Linked DNA regions of Homo sapiens: region 2 is linked to region 1. The links are chromatin loops, found by intact Hi-C in ENCODE. Cell type or tissue: CD14-positive monocyte. All regions are shown on one strand.

The links. Hi-C counts contacts between places; a loop is a spot of excess contacts. Peaks named below come from ENCODE experiments on the same cell type or tissue, not always from the same donor. Only the 100,000 strongest peaks of a DNase experiment are listed, where the experiment ranks them.
Region 2: a loop joins it to region 1, with 5 times the contacts of the local background. A loop is called at or near these places in 2 of 110 quality-filtered maps.

The regions. Positions count from the first base shown.
Region 1 is chr20:57,623,495-57,631,494 of GRCh38, forward strand. No RefSeq gene overlaps it. Among named protein-coding and RNA genes, the nearest start is that of ZBP1, 7.1 kb to the left of the region's middle. In CD14-positive monocyte, no CTCF peak of the experiment used is centred here; DNase peaks (open chromatin) are centred at 4,647, 4,947 and 6,837; H3K4me3 peaks cover 3,509 bases; H3K27ac peaks cover 3,864 bases.
Region 2 is chr20:57,430,774-57,438,773 of GRCh38, forward strand. LOC124904939 (a long non-coding RNA gene) reads right to left here. Exons shown (of 2, transcript XR_007067672.1): 2 at 3,888-4,376. Among named protein-coding and RNA genes, the nearest start is that of RBM38-AS1, 42 kb to the left of the region's middle. RefSeq lists enhancers at 1,968-2,017, 2,879-2,958, 5,092-5,151 and a silencer at 6,782-7,013. In CD14-positive monocyte, a CTCF peak has its summit at 3,787 (motif pointing left); DNase peaks (open chromatin) are centred at 318, 698, 2,318, 5,008 and 1 weaker place; H3K4me3 peaks cover 3,905 bases; H3K27ac peaks cover 3,709 bases.

The DNA of each region.
Region 1 (8,000 bases):
CACAACATTTGCATAAGTTAGAAAACATGATGCATCTCCACAGTATCTCTTTAGACAGCAAACAAACAAAAGAGAGCAATAGACAAAAAGAAGAAAACATTTCACGTGGGTAGGTTCCACCTTTCTTTGCATTCCATGGCACATCTGGAGATGAAGCCAGGAATCTGCTATGTGCTTGTCACCCACTGAGTGGGAGTCTTACTTTTAAATACTTAGATTGCCTTTATTTCTCTTCTCTATTTAAGAGCTGTTTAAGTTGAGTTTGACCCTAAGGATTATCTTTAAGCCTAAATACCAGTGGCTAAAACAATAGAGTTGTGTCTTTTTCTTGAAAGAGTTGTAGGCATTCCAGGTTTAGTGTGGTGACCTGGGGTCCTTCTACATTGTCGGTCTGCCATTTGTGGCCTTCATTCTCAAGTTTGCCTTACATTTTAGAATGGCTGCTAAGCTCCAGCCATTACATCTGCATTCCTTCCAGCAGGGAGTAGGAAAGGGAACAAGGGCAGATATCTCCCTTTAAGCACGCATCTTACAAGTTGCACACACATTCCACTAATACCCCATTGGTCAGTCTTGTGGCTCTTATCTGTAAGGGGAGGCCTGGAAAGATGGTCTGTATTGTGGGTCACCATGTGCTCAGCTAAAATTGGGGTTCTATGACTTTAAAATGGGGGACAGTAGATATTGGCAGAGACCTAGCTATCTCTGCCATTTCAAGGTTCCCTGGTGTCCCCAAGAAAGGAGCAAAGATACCTCCTCTGTGCCTTCAGGTGTGTCCATTCACGGGGTTCATTTATTCAGCAGTTGCTGTGCCTCCTTACTCTGCCTGGAAAGGGCCTCAAAGGCCACAAGACTTCCAAGATGGCACCACTGCCTGCTGGAGTCCTCATCTCCTTTTGCCTTGGAAGGCGCACTCCCTGTTCATGGCTTGTGTTTTTCTGGAAACTATTAGAGCTCTCCGCCCAAACCAGATGATAATTACATGTTACTGATCTTGAGTCTTTAAATTTTTCTCTCTCTCTTTTAAAAGAGAGATATTTTTACTGCACATTGTGTTGACAAAACCCAAGTCTCCCTTCTACCAGGCAGCCTGGATTTTATTTTCAGATTTCCTCTGTGAATTCATGCAGGGGGAGGAGGTGGAAAGGTACTGAATGTGAATAATAACATGTCTTTGGTCAGGGACAAGGGTCAGAGAACCAGGGGTGGCTGAAGAGGGGAATGGAGATTGCCCAAGGTCACAAAGTCATCCTCCTGGGGTGGAATGAAGACTGAGTAAAACTGGTGTGTCCAGGAAAGCAGGTTTTCATTGCAGTCCCTAGAGGAGTCTGCCCTGGCCCTGTTCTCTGCTCTTCCAGGCAGAGCTGTTGATGGGGCCTCCATTGTTTATCTGTATCCATTGGAGTTGAAGAGACCTGGGGTTCTGGTCTTGGCACCCAGCTTTTTAACTCTGTGCCTTGAGCAAGTTACTGCTCTGTCTGAGGCTCAGTTTATGTCTTTGTAAAGGGGGTCATAGAAGTACTTACCTTGTGGGATTGTTGCACAGGTTAAATGGGATTGTGTACCTGTAGGTCCTAGTAGAGCACTGGGCACATAGTATGTGCTCAATAAACAGGAGCTAGTCATGTTATCACCATGTGATGCTCAGCTGTCCCTCTCTCTGGTAATAAAGCAATCCTATTCACTCACCTGATCATTTGCCAAATACTTTCTCATGCCTTCCTTTTATCGGGCCACATGCTGGGCCCTGCAGGGCATGGGAGAAACGTCTCTGTCTTCGTCTGTTTTCTGCTGCTATAACAGAACATCACAGCCTAGGTAATTTATAAACAATAGGATTTTATTTGGCTCATGCTTCTGGAGGCTGGGAAGTCCAAGAGCATGACACCAGCCTCTGGCAAGGGACTTCATGATGTATTATCTCATGGTGGAAGGCAGAAGGGCATACAAGCATATGAGACAGAGAGGAAAGGAGCTGAACTCCCAAGATAACCAAACTACAATGGCAAAAAATAGCATTTGTCCATTCATGAGGGCAGAGCCCTCCTGACCTAATCACTTCTTAAAGGTCTTACCTTTTTAATACCATCACAATGGCAATTAAATTTCCACATGAGTTTTGCAAGGGACATTCTAACAATAGCAGTTCCATTTGCTGATTCCTGCCTCCATTTCCCACTCTGGCTGCAGAAGAGGCCACACTGCCTGGTCCTGGGATGAATGGGGTGACTCAGACCAAGTCCTAGGGCCCCAGCACTGACTGGTAAAGGCGACCTGAGCGGGGGGCAACAGCACCTGCTCTCAAGTGCGTAAGAGGTCAGGGAAGTGGGCATGGACAGGGCATGGACAGTCCTGGTAGAAAACTGAGATTTTTACCCAGGAGGTAAGGGAAGGGCCAGGGGAAGATTTTCATCGAAGGCAAGTGGAAGATTTGGAAAGGTGGCCCTGGTTGCTGGGAGAACAGGTGACAGGAAGTGGGCAAGGGGAGAGGGAAGGAGGCCACTTCATATTTAACTTTTATTATAATCAAAAGATTTTAAAAATCATTTTGCTTCCAAAATTATTTGCCTACAAAAAATTCACTGAATTACAATTGGCCACAATTTATCAAGCATTATTCTTGGGAATTCTTGCAAAATGAGGAAAATTTCACCACCTATAAATTCTTTTCAAAAATAATGCAGTGTCATGAAATTTTTATGAGAACTAAATGGAACAATTAATGAACTCGCCATGATGTTAGTTTTCTAGATGTTTAATTAAACATTTATTGATTTTAATTTTGCAGTGGGTTTTTTTTTCTTCCATATTTTTGGGCACAAACATTTTCAGAGGCTCTTGAAACGTCTGTCAGCCTGATGTTCTAAGACTTTCACACCTGAAAGGTAAGATCGGGAAATGGAGGGACACACATCCAAGGGACAGGGCCCTGGCCTCCCAGAATAGTGGACAGGGTGTGAATTGATGGTGGCATTGGGTGTTGCTGAGTGCGGGACAGAAGACAGGGCAAGGGGAGATGCGTTTACATGTTAATGTGTAACTTCTTTTCATTTAAAATGGGTATCCTCCTTTGAAATTTGACCCAAAGACTTGGTAACCCAACAGCAACTTACATTTATTTGGAGCTTATTGTGTACTCAATTTCCAGTGCCTTACACTATTTCATTGACTTCTTATAGCAATGCTATACGGTAGGTAATTAAGATTAAATCTGCATTTCACAGACAAGGAAACTGAGACATGGAGAAATTACCAAGTTGACTGGCCAAGATCATAGAGCTAGTGAGCATTAAAGATGGGATTGCTATGAGACCCTAGAATCCAAGCTCTTAGCAATTCTAATATTGCCAGGAACAAATCTGTTGTTATAATTCTGCAAAGATAAGAAGAAATGCTTTCTACGTCAGACAACTCTGCTATCTAGCATGGCTTTTGAGGCCTGTCAGAAAAAGTAAGTTGCAATGTCATTGCTTCCTAAGGTTTCTTTGACTGAATGTGCCCAAGGGAACAGGACATTGTGCCAAGTACTCAGGGGCACAGAAAGCTGACTAGCTAGAAGAAGAGAGTCTAATATTTAAGATTTTTTCCTCATTATGATTTTTAAAATATTGACTACATGTTGAAACGATATTTGATATATTGGGTTAAAAAATCATTAAGATTTTTAAAAATAGAACAAGGTGACTATATGTGCACACTGATCTCATATACGCAGCCCCAGACACACACATAGCCTCTCTGTGCTTTCTCCTCCCTGAGCCCTTCTCCTCCAAGGTTCTCTGACTTTCTCACTTTACTGACCACTGCTTTCTAGTTTGTCTGAGGCTGAGCACTCCCAGAAGCACACTCCAAAGGAGAGCTTTGAGTGCAAGTTGGTTATCTGAGAGGTGGTCTCAGGAAATTCTGGGAGGTGGGTGTGGAGGTGAGCCCAGGAAGGATGGAGAGCAGTCAAGGATGTGCCATCTGCTGATGACTTCTGCGGGCAGCTGGAGCTCAATCCTGCTGGACAATGCTGGGAGAGCACGTGCCTCAGGGTGATCTACCCATAGGACAAGGGAACTGGGGTATTGATCCACCCACTCCCATCATCACTCAGTGAGGTTGCCCCTGGCAGGGGGTGTTAATTCCCTGGCACTCTTGGCCTGCTACATGGGGGCCAGAAGAAACTCCAGGCAAGGCACAGATGCCTTCAGCTGGAAGCTGGACCCATGTGGACAGAAATGCAAAGGGCCAAGTGGGTGTGGGTGGGATACCAACCACACCTGCGACAGATTTCTGCGTAAGTTATTCCTTACGGCTGCTGAGGCCTGGAGTGGTTAAGTAGCATGCAGGGGTTGAATAGCTGGAAAGGGGCAGTGGAGAGGATTTGAATTCAGATTGTATGACCACAGAGCTGGAGGCCCTGACCTCAGGCTTTGCAGATTCCTCTGCCTTTGTCGACTCTTATGAAGGGCAGGCAGGACTCTAACTCTATGAATTTAAAAAATTCATTTTTAAACTCACTCACTCACTCAATCAAGTTAGAAGCTTTTAAAGACAAATTTAATAAGTTTGAACTCAGTAAAAGCCTTTTAATAAGTTGAACGTCATGATTTCAGCCCTCTGCTCACAGAACTATTAGGCAAGATGGTGAGGGGGAGGGGGCAGGAAGGGAAGTGGGGGGTGAGGGTGAGAAGGGGAAGTTAGAGGAAGTGAGCTAACACACACAAACAGACACACAGATGGATCTTTCTTTTTAAAATTTATTTGCACATTTAAATCCATGGTTTGTTTCAAATTGTTTGATTGTGAAGCTTTTATAATATTTTGTTTTATTTTTAGAAACAGTTCTTTTACTTCAGAACAACTGTACAAAGTGCTAAAGAAAATGCATTGCTGACTTGGCACGGGTTTGCTGTGTGTTCTGTCTCCTCGCTGGCTCACACATGCTTCCTCACACTGAACGTTCCGTCTAGGCCTGCGACTGAGACAGGAAGCCAGACACACATGCTGAACTAATTTCAACAAATATCAACTTAAAACTAACCTGAAGTCGTTGGAAATGGACGGACTGGTTCAGACACGGCTGCCTTCCCCAGCTTCATGCACAGGAAACTGCACTGTCTACACAATGCAAGAGTGTTGCTGAGAGATGACAGCGTGCTGGCAGTCCTCACAGCCCTCGCTGCTCTCTGCGCCTCCTCTGCCTGCGCTCCCACTTTGGCGGCACTTGTGGAGCCCTTCAGCCCACCGCTGCACTGTGGGAGCCCCTTTCTGGGCTGGCCAAGGCCGGAGCCGGCTCCCTCAGCTTGCAGGGAGGTGTGGAGGGAGAGGTGCGAGTGGGAACCGGGGCTGCGAGCAAGAGCCAGCTGGAGTTCCGGGTGGGCGTGGGCTTGGCGGGCCCCGCACTCGGAGCAGCCGGCCGGCCCTGCTGGCCCTGGGCAATGAGGGACTTAGCACCCGGGCCAGTGGCTGCGGAGGGTGTACTGGGTCCCCCAGCAGTGCCAGCCCACCAGCGCTGCGCTCGATTTCTCGCCTTAGCTGCCTTCCCGCGGGGCAGGCCTGGGGACTGCAGCCCGCCATGCCTGAGCCTTCCCCTGCCTCCATGGGTTCCTGTGCAGCCCAAGCCTCCCTGCCGAGCGCCGCCCCCTGCTCCATGGCACCCAGTCCCATTGACCACCCAAGGGCTGAGGAGTGCGAGCACATGGCACAGGGCTGGCAAGCAGCTCCACCTGCAGCCCCGGGGCAGGATCCACTGGGTGAAGCCAGCTGGGCTCCTAAGTCTGGTGGGGAAGTGGAGAACCTTTATGACTAGCTTAGGGTTTGTAAATACACCAATCAGCACTCTGTATCTAGCTCAAGGTTTGTAAATACACCAATCAGCACCCTGTGTCTAGCTCAGGGTTTGTGAATGCACCAATGGACACTCTGTATCTAGCTACTCTGGTGGGACCTTGGAGAACCTTTATGTCTAGCTCAGGGCTTGTAAATACACCAATGAGCACCCTGTGTCTAGCTCAGGGTTTGTGAATGCACCAATGGACACTCTGTATCTGGCTACTCTGGTGGGGCCTTGGAGAACCTTTATGTCTTGCTCAGGGATTGTAAACGCACCAATCAGCACCCTGTCAAAACAGACCACTCGCTCTACCAATCAGCAGGATGTGGGTGGGGCCAGATAAGAGAATAAAAGCAGGCTGCCCCAGCCAGCAGTGGCAACCCGCTGGGGTTCCTTTCCACCGTGTGGAAGCTTTGTTCTTTCACTCTTTGCAATAAATCTTGCTACTGCACACTCTTTGGGTCCACACTGCTTTTATAAGCTGTAACACTCACCGCGAAGGTCTGCAGCTTCACTCCTGAAGCCAGCGAGCCCACGAGCCCATGGGGAGGAACAAACAACTCCAGATGCGCCACCTTAAGAGCTGTAACACTCACCGCGAAGGTCTAAAGCTTCACTCCTGAGCCAGCGAGACTACGATCCCACCAGAAGGAAGAAACCCCAAACACATCCGAACATCAGAAGGAACAAACTCCAGACGCACCACCTTAAGAGCTGTAACGCTCACCGTGAGGGTCCGCGGCTTCATTCTTGAAGTCAGTGAGACCAAGAACCCACCAATTCCGGACACATTGCCATAGCTAGAAAAGTCTTCCTGTTTTTCATGATTAATCCATTTACTTGTCAAGTGTAGTGAAATCTGTTCTTGCTAGCTGCCCAGCACCCAACCCCTTATTCTGGTAAAATCCCCTCAATTTTCCTTTGAAAACCTCCTCACCCCTTCTCAACCCATGTGGCGCTGACTCCCTCTCCAAGGTTCAGGGCAGGGCGTGGGACTCAAGCTTGGCCAATTAGAGCCTTCCATTTTTATGGCTGCAGTGACTGGTCCAGAGATGGGCATGTGACCTAAGCCAAGCCAATGAGCTTCAATTCTGAGACTTCTGCAGGAAGGACTGGGGACTAATTTCTTCGGAGTGGATTTAGAAGTGTAAGGAAATGAGCCTAGATAAAAGATAGTGCCAGGAAAGGAGAATTTGAACAGAAATCAGTAGAGAGAACAGCAATTTGATGGTGGAGACAAACTCCCCCTAACACCACCGTGAGCATGTCTAGATCCAGTAGTGTATAATTTAGCCCAGCTCTAGACTCTGGCTTTTCAATTATATGCGCCAACAATGTCCTTTTCTGCTAATAGGTCTCATTTAGGTGTAGGTCACTTACTATAGAAAGATTTACCTGATACATAAACTTATTTTAATTTTGTTTTAACAGAAAACCAAAATGTTGAATCAACTGGTTCAAGATCACTGGGTGAAGGTCTAGGGATGAAAAGCATTTTTGAGAGAGTGTAGTCAGTCCAGAGAATGCCTGTGTCCCAACCTTGCCATGTGGTCTCTGCTTGTTCATCATCAGTGATGGGCCACTCGCTGTGTGTGTAGCAGTGCTAATAATCAGAGTTCCTTTCTTTTATCCTAGAGATAATATTACATTGTTCAAAGATGTACGCATGAGATGTTCATCACAGGATTGGTTACAAAGGTGAAGGAGGCACAGACAGCCTAGATATCCAAACAAAAGGGATCAGGTCAATGAATTAGGAAGTCTGTACAGTGAAATGCTCTGAAGCTATGAAAAATGGGATCTAGAATTGTATTTATTGATATGGAAAAGTGTTCACAGTATATTGGAAAAAATGTTTATAAATTGTATGATTCCATTTTAAAATGTCTGTGATTATCCATAACCCAGAAAAATACTGAGAGTATGGAGTATGTCTCCGAGATACATAGGTGATGTGTATTCTAGATTTTCTTTCTTTCTATAATAAAAATGGATTACCTGTGTTTCTTAGTCAGCTTGGACTGTCATAACAAAATACCATGGCCGGAGTGGTTTCAACAATAGAAGTTTCTTTTCTCACAGTTCTGGAGGCTAGAAATTCAGGAGCAGGGAGTCACCATGGTCAGGTTCCGGTGAGAGCTCTCTTCCTGGCTTGCAAATGGCTGCCTTCTCATTGTGTCAT
Region 2 (8,000 bases), 190 kb before region 1:
TTTTTTTCTCGAGACGGGGTCTCCCTATGTCACCCAGGCTGGTCTCAAACTCCTGGGCTCAAGTGATCCTCCTGCCTCAGCCTCCCAAAGAGCTGGCATAAGCCACTGTGCCTGGCCTAATTTACAAACTTAAAAGAGCAAATTTTGTGGAATATGAATTACATACTATTTTAAAACACAAGAGGACATCAGGCAAACCCGAACTGAGGCACACTTTGCAAAATACGTAATACTCTTCACTATGTCAAGGTCACAAAAGACAAAGAAAGCCCAGGGAAAGGCCCCTGGGTGGTTGCAGTGTGACGTGAGATCCTGGAGCAGAAAGTGGACATCAGGAAGAAGCTGTGAGTCCTGAACGTGACCTATGGTCTGATTCATATTATTGCATCGGCCGGGCACAGTGGCTCACGCCTGTAATCCCAGCACTTTGGGAGGCCGAGGCAGGTGGATCATCTGAAGCCAGGAGTTCAAGATCAGCCTGGCCAACATAGTAACACCCCGTCTCTACTGAAAATACAAAAAATTAGGCAGGCGTGGTGGCACGTGCCTGTAATCCCAGCTACTCGGGAAGCTGAGGCAGGAGAATCACTTGAACCTGGGAGGTGAAGGCTGCAGTGAGATGAGATTGCACCACTGCACTCCAGCCTGGGTGACAAAGCAAGACTTGGTCTCAAAAAAAAAAAAAAAATTATTGCATCAATGTGAATGCCTTAGTGTTGCTGATTGTCCTGTGGTTTTGTAAAATGCTAATAGGAAAGAAGCTGGGTGAAGGGCGTATGGGAACTCTCTGCACTTACTCTCTTTGCACCTTTTCTTTCTTTCTGGAGATGGTGGTCCTGGCTTGCCAGGGTCAAGCTCAGGGCTTGAGTGGGATTACAGGCATAAGCCACGGCGCCTGGCCTCACCTGCCTATTTATGATTACAGCAATTTGCAGGACCATAGTTTTGTGTGCACCAGTGAAACAGCTCACATGAGAATGATCTGCGCTGTGCACAGTGCTTCGATTTTGTGTTTTCCACTGATGACATGTTGAGGTCCAGGGAGGAGGGGTATAGGTGAGGCCCATTCTTGGAAGAGCAGCCCCCACCCACCCCAGGGCTCAGCCCTGTCACACCCGTCCCCCGAGGACTGGCATTTGGGCATCATCACCTTTTTACTACTTTCATCACCTTCTTCAAACGGGCCATCCGTGGAACTGCAGCAGGGCAGCGGGTCGGGGGTGGGGGAAGCGTGGGCCTGGGCTGGGGGTGGGCTTGGGGGCTGTGCACTGCTCTGTAGGCTCCCCGAGGCTCCTCTGATAGAAATCATCCTATCAGGATGCATGATCCAGGACAGTCACGCAGGGCTCAGAAGCCAGGACAGTCACTCAGGGCTCAGAAGCCAGGACAGTCACGCAGGGCTCGGAAGGGCCCTGCTCAGGGTTTCCTGCTCTGCTGTTACCATCTTGAAATTCTTCTTTCTTTTTTTTTTTCTGAGACAGAGTTCTCACTCTGTCACCCATGGGCATGATCTCCACTCACTGCAAACTCCGCCTCCCAGGTTCAAGTGATTCTCCTGTCTCAGCCTCCTGAGTAGCTGGGATTACAGGCGTGCACCACATTCCTGGCTAATTTTTGTATTTTTAGTAGAGACAGGGTCTCACCATGTTGGTCAGGCTGGTCTTGAACTCCTGACCTCAAGCGATCCGCCTGCCTCGGCCTCCTAAAGTGCTGGGATTATAGGCATGAGCCACTGCGCCCAGCCCATCTTGAAATTCCTGGTAATGTTTCAACAAGGGGCTCTGCGTTCATTTTGTCAAACTTCATGTGGACATCTGACAACAGCGAGCACCTTCGGAGCCCTGGTCATGTGCCAGCTCTGCCCTAGGCCAGCCACACACACTGCCTCCTTGAATCCTACTAGCCGTTCTGTTACAGGCATGGTCATCATCAACCCATTCTGCAGATAGGGAAACTGAGACTCAGAGAGCTCCTGATTCAGGCAATACCAGGTAACATCAGCTTTGAAAATCAAATCTGGCCAATCCCTTTTTTTTCAAACTGAGACCCAGAGCGGCTAGAGTTGGCTCAGGGACACGCAGCCCCTGTGTCTCACTGCAGGGTTCCCAGCCATTCCCCAGGGAGGAACAAGAGACCATCTGCCCCCCGGGTGCTTTCTCCGGGCCTTTTTGGAAGGCCCCATTGGCTGGGTTCATTTTGCCACATTTCCTTTCTTCCTGGCTGGTGGGGAGGACTGTCTCAATGAGGGGTGAACAAACCCCGGTTTTAATCAGAGCAGCCACTTCCTCTCACCAGAGAAGAAACCCGCCCTCTCACAACCCACTTTCTATATTTAGACCCAGGGCCTCGCCTTGAGCTGGGCCAGGGCTGGGTGTGGCGGGGCCTGCGGCTGCTTCCGGCTCTCGGGAAGGAAGTTTCCACCTGTTTCCCAAGAGCCAGAGACACGAAGCCTGCAGGTCCTAGGCTGAGTGCAGGATTCTTGAGCCCACAGGGGCCCATAGGACAGTAGTTCCAGCCTCCCCCTCTGCAGCTCCACAGCCATGTGGGGGACAAGGCCCATTTCCAGGACAAGAGAAGCCCACTCCCATTTCATTCATTCCTTCAGGGACCTGGTGTTTTCTGGGTGCCTCCCACAACCCAGGTGCCGTTCTAGACTCTGGGGATACGGCAGGGAACAAGACAGGCCCCTGCCTTCACGGAGCTGACAGTCTAATGGGAATGACAGAAGTAAATACAATAAAAATAAACTAATAAAACAGAAACCGGATATAACTAAGGAAAGGTAATGAAGGCATAAATCAGGCAGATGGACCAAGAGGCGTAGTAGAGTGGGCAACACCAGGGGCGGGGTCCCAGGGCCTCTGCAGGCCCCTGGGGTGTGGAAGGGCCTGGAATGCAGCGACAGACTGAACAGGGCTTAAGGCAGAGAGGACAGAGCGTGCTGATGTCACAGCCAGGGCTCTTGTGCCTGGTGTGGGAGCCAGTCAAGCTGGAGACAGGGGTGAGGTCAGGCCCTGCAGGGCCCGGGCACTAAGGCAGAGGTGTGGATCTCAAATACCAAGAGAAACCACCCAGCGCTTTTGAACCTAGCGTGACATGCATCACGAGCTGTGTGGTTTTTTTAAAGCTCACCCCTACTGTGATGTCAAGAAAGGGAGGCAAGGGGCCAGGGGAGGGAGTCCAGGCCAGTTGGAGGGGGTCCAGGCCAGCATGAAGGGGGTTCAGGCCAGTGTTGAGAGGGTCTAGGCCAGTGTAGAGGGGGTCCAGGCCAGCGTGGAGGGGTGGTACCCCAATAGTCTAGGGCACTGGCTCTCCACTGGGGCCATTCTGCTCCTCAGGGGATGTTGGGCAATGTCTAGAGACATTTTTTCTTGTCATAGTGGTGGTGTGCTACAGGCACCTGATAGGCAGAGGCCAGGGGTGCTGCCAAGCATCCTGCCATGTCCCCACAGCGGAGAAAGATCTGGCCCCAAATGTCAAAGGGGTGGCGGTTGAGAAAGCCCGGCCTAGCGGGAGGAGGTGGTGGCGAGCAGGGCGACAGTGGTGGAGGAAAGTGATGTGCCCCGTTCTGGGATCCAGGGTGCATGGAGCATGGATGAGGAGTCACTTGGCATTCTGCTCTGAGTATTTAAGAGTGACCCATGAGAGCTGTAAACTCAAGTCTCAAGTGTGGGTGACCTCCAACACCCAGGCAAGGGTTCGCCTAGCATGAGCTCCGCTGCCGAGCGCAGTGTCTGCAGGACTATTCTGCACACATCTTTGGCAGTGCCCCCATGTGGTGGCAAGATGCCCCGGCATCAGTGACCTTCGGCAGTCAACCCCCAGCAGTGGGTTAAGGAAGACTTCGGTGTCCTTGGAAGATTGAAAACGAGAGAGGACTCGAGAAGGGGGTTCTGGGCTTCTTGCTAATAGAGAATCTGGGTACCTGAGTGATTAAGGAGCAAAGGGACACAGTCATCTGGGGATCATAAATTGATGGAGTGGCTTATTCTGACTTCATTAGGAGTTCCCAGGAGAGCCAGGGAAAGGGGAGGAGGATTGCTGGGTTCAGGAAAGGCACCTGTCACACGCGTGCCTCACTGACTTGCTCGTTGCTCCAAGAACATAGTCAATGCTCCCTCTTCTTTGCATCTCCAGCTTCAGTGCTCTTCAGTTTGTCAGGCGCCTGCAGTCCCAACCCTGGGAGAGCACTCCTCAGCTGGCAGGCTCCAAAATACCCAGGACGAGGGGAAGGCAGGAATGGCGTGGATGGGGCGGGAGGCTTTCCCCATCTCCCCCAGCTTCAAGCCCTTGTCTCCCCTTCCTACTTAGAAGATGCTTCCAATGTGGGCCTGCCAGCTCCAGCTGACAGCACCAGGCACTGTCCCAGACACCACCTGAAAAACAATCAAAGGCAGTGAACAAACCATGAATCCCTCAGGAAATACAGACAGTTAAACAGTACACGGAGGAATGCACAGCCTTGCTGATCGAATGAGAAAAAAAAATCGATAAAACAAGCCCAGTGCTGCAAAGGATGCGGGGAAAATAACACATCCCTTTGCTGTAAACAGATTCCGATTTTGAAGATGCTTCTGTCTGCATGGAAAAAGCCCCACGCAGCTGCCTGACCCCCCGACCTCGAATATTATCTTGAGGCGGGGTTCTGCATCTGAGGAAATAACCCTCAGCAGGAAAAGCGTTCACAGCAACCTTATTTAAACTGAGAGGTGGAAAAAAGAAAACAACCCAGACGTCCCTTGCTCACACTTGTGGAGCGCTCACACTACGCGAGGTGCCGGACACGCATTAGCTCTTTGATCCTTTCCACTGCTCTGTGAGTTGTGGTTTATGAACCTCCCATTTTACAATAAGCAGGGGACACAACAGAGGCCAGCCCTCCCTCCACAGCCGCTCAGGGGCTCAGAGCTGAGGCACCTCAGCGCCACCTGGAGCTTGGGTTCCCCTCCCTCCAAGCTGTTTCTTAGCAACATGAGGCAACCTTGTCTGCGAAAGAGGAGGTGACCGCAGCTCCTGGGGATGTGCCAACTCTGGGATGTGACGGGAAGACAAAGGGCTTCTGTCCCCTTCTGCCTGGCGGTAAGAGAGCCGGCCGCCCGGCAGGCATGCCCCAGCCTGTGGTTCTGGAATGCGGGCAAGCCACCGTCCCCAGAGACCTGTGTTGGTGGCCAGGCCAGCCCACACACCCGATTGGCACATACTCTTGTGCTTGCCCAGGAGCGGAGTCAGACCATTCACGCTGCCTTCATGGGAGTTGAACAGTTGAACTGATGCCCTTAAACCCAGTGTTTCCCTCTGGGAAGACGCCCGGGGGCCTCGTGGTTGTAGGTGCTGGAAGGATAGCTCCAGCTCCAGGCACCTGCCACATAAAGGTAGTTGTGAAATTTCGGACATGCTCTTGGCACAGGGCAGAGGTTGGGGATCTCTTGCCTGTGCGGAGAGGACAAGGGGACAAGGGGACGTGCCTGAGGCTGGTGTGGGTGTTGATGTGACCTCTGCTCTTGGGGTCCAGTCTCCCCAACTCTGGCTGGCCTGGATGAGTGTGCCAGAAATGGGACTCTGGCCATCGCAGTCCACTGGGTGCCCTGTGTGGTAGGCACAGTGTCCAGGGGAATAGCTGTTTGTCTCCAATGATTGTTCTCTTCTTCTCGGCTGAGCTGGGGGCTCATGTGTCTTTAATACTGGCCAACTCCTGCTTACCCCCCGCTCCATCTGAGAGAGCAGGCCCCAGGCTCCTGGCGTGTGCAGGTGGCAGTTTACGAACACACTGTGACAGCATCTGAAATCCTGGTCAATACTAAACACGACTGATGGCCACTGTGCTTATTTTCAGAGTCATCTGCAAAGCAAGTGATACTGGTTTTCCATTTACATTGGTGCAACAGAATTTCCTTTTAAAATAGACATTTATTTATTTATTGTATTTACTTTTTTGAGACAGGGTCTCACTCTGTCCCCCAGGTTGGGGTACAGTGGTGCAGTCTTGGTTCACTGCAACCTCCACCTCCTGGGTTCAAGTGATCCTCCAGCCTCAGCCTCCCAAGTAGTTGGGACTACAGGCATGTGCCACCATGCCAAGCTAATTTTTGTATTTTTGGTAGAGATGGGGTTTCACCATGTTGACCAGGCTGGTCTCGAACTCCTAACCTCAAGTGATCCATAGGCCTCGGCCTCCCAAAGGGCTAAAATAAACATTTAAGTAAAAAAAAAAAGAAAAAAATCTGAGTCATTTTAAAGAAAAGTATGAAACAAATGGTAGACCAGATGAGATGGTCAAGGTCACAGAGGGAGCCTCAGAATGCATGAAGTTTGGGAACCCTGGGCAAGGGCCCTCCTTAGCCCCTGGCAAGGTCACTCCGGATGGTGTGGGTCTTACCAGCCTCTCCTCATCCTGGCCTTGTTTTAGTCGCCAGGGCCTGGGTGGCAGATTCTTGAGTCTCTGGGATCTTTGCCCTCCCCTCTGCTTCTCCCTCTTTCTCTCCTTGTTCCTCCTTCTCCTTCTTCACTGATCAAGCTCAAGAAGCACCCAGCAGGTCCACCGCAGACCCCTCCCATCCCATCTTGCTTTGAGGCTTTCCTCATGGGACAGGGTTGGCCTGTCCTGATTGTGGAGTCTCCACTTCCCCACTCAACCCCGCTTGCATCTTCCTTCATCTGCCCAGTGCACCGAGGCTGCCCATCAGAGTCACCTGAGGGGCTCTTAGGAGATGCCCCGGCCTAACCGCCTGCCAGTTGAGTCAGAATCCCTGGTGGAGGGACATCCTAACAACTCTCTCCTTCAAGGAGCCTGGCCTGACGGGAGGAGTGTTTCCCTGTCCCTGTCGCCCAGGGGTTCATTTTCGGGCGGATGAACAATGGCTGCAGAGCATAGAAGCCCAGCTCCACTTCCCTGAAGGACCCAGGTTCCTTCCACATTTCTGCTCGGTCACCCTCAGTGTGGTGTCTTTCAGTTGCTTCATGGTCACGAAGTGGCTGCGGCTGCTCAGAGGCTCCTGACATCACAGCAGCTGCACCAGCAGGACAGCAGGGAGAGGGCTTGCATCTCAGTGGCTAAAACTGGGTCACATGGCTGCCGCCAGCTGCAAGGAGGCTGAAAGGCAAGTCTCGGGCAGAGGGCAGTGGGATGCCTATGATTAGGCCAGTCCTGATTCATCCCTAGGGCTAGGCATGTGGCTGGCCCAACAGAACTGCTATTTTGGTAGCAAAGGAAGAAATAAGAAACAGCTTTTGAGAGTGCAGCCAAGAGTAAGTGTGACAAGGAAACATAAATATCATGTGCCGGCTGGGCGCGGTGGCTCGCGCCTGTAATCCCAGCACTTTGGGTCGAGGAGCGCGTGGATCACTTGAGGTCAGGAAATTTAGACCAGCATGGCCAACACAGTGAAACCCCATCTCTACTAAAATACAATAATTAGCCATGCGTGATGGCAGGTGCCTGTAATCCTAGCTTCTCGGGAGGCTGAGGCAGGAACCCGGGAGGTGGAGGTTTCAGTGAGTCGAGATCATGCCACAGCACTCCAGTCTGGGCAACAGAGCGAGATTCCATCTCAAAAAAAAAAAAACAAAATCTATGTGCCTCCCACTGACAGATATTCATTTTTTTGTTGGCATCCCCTACACTCAGAATATACATTCTAGGTGGGAATTTTTGTCTGTTTTGTTCTCTGCTGTATCTTCAAGATCTACAACCGTGTCTGGCACCGTGTAGATGCCTAATAAGTATTTGTGGAGTAAATGGCCAACCCTACGACGTGGGTACCCCTGTTAGCCCTGCTTTCTAGTTGTGAAACAGGCCCAGAAAGGTTCGGCAACTTGCTGGGGACACAGGGACCTCTAGCTGATGCAGCCTAGAGTTGAGCCCTTGGGGAGCTGGCCCCAGAGCTGGTGCACTCCGCCCTGCAGAGCCCTGCCTCTCCTGCTGGGCTGGGAGCCGAAGCTGGTGGTTCTAGGCTCAAATTCTTGCTCTACGGTGACCAGCTGTGTGACCCAGGGCAGTCTCC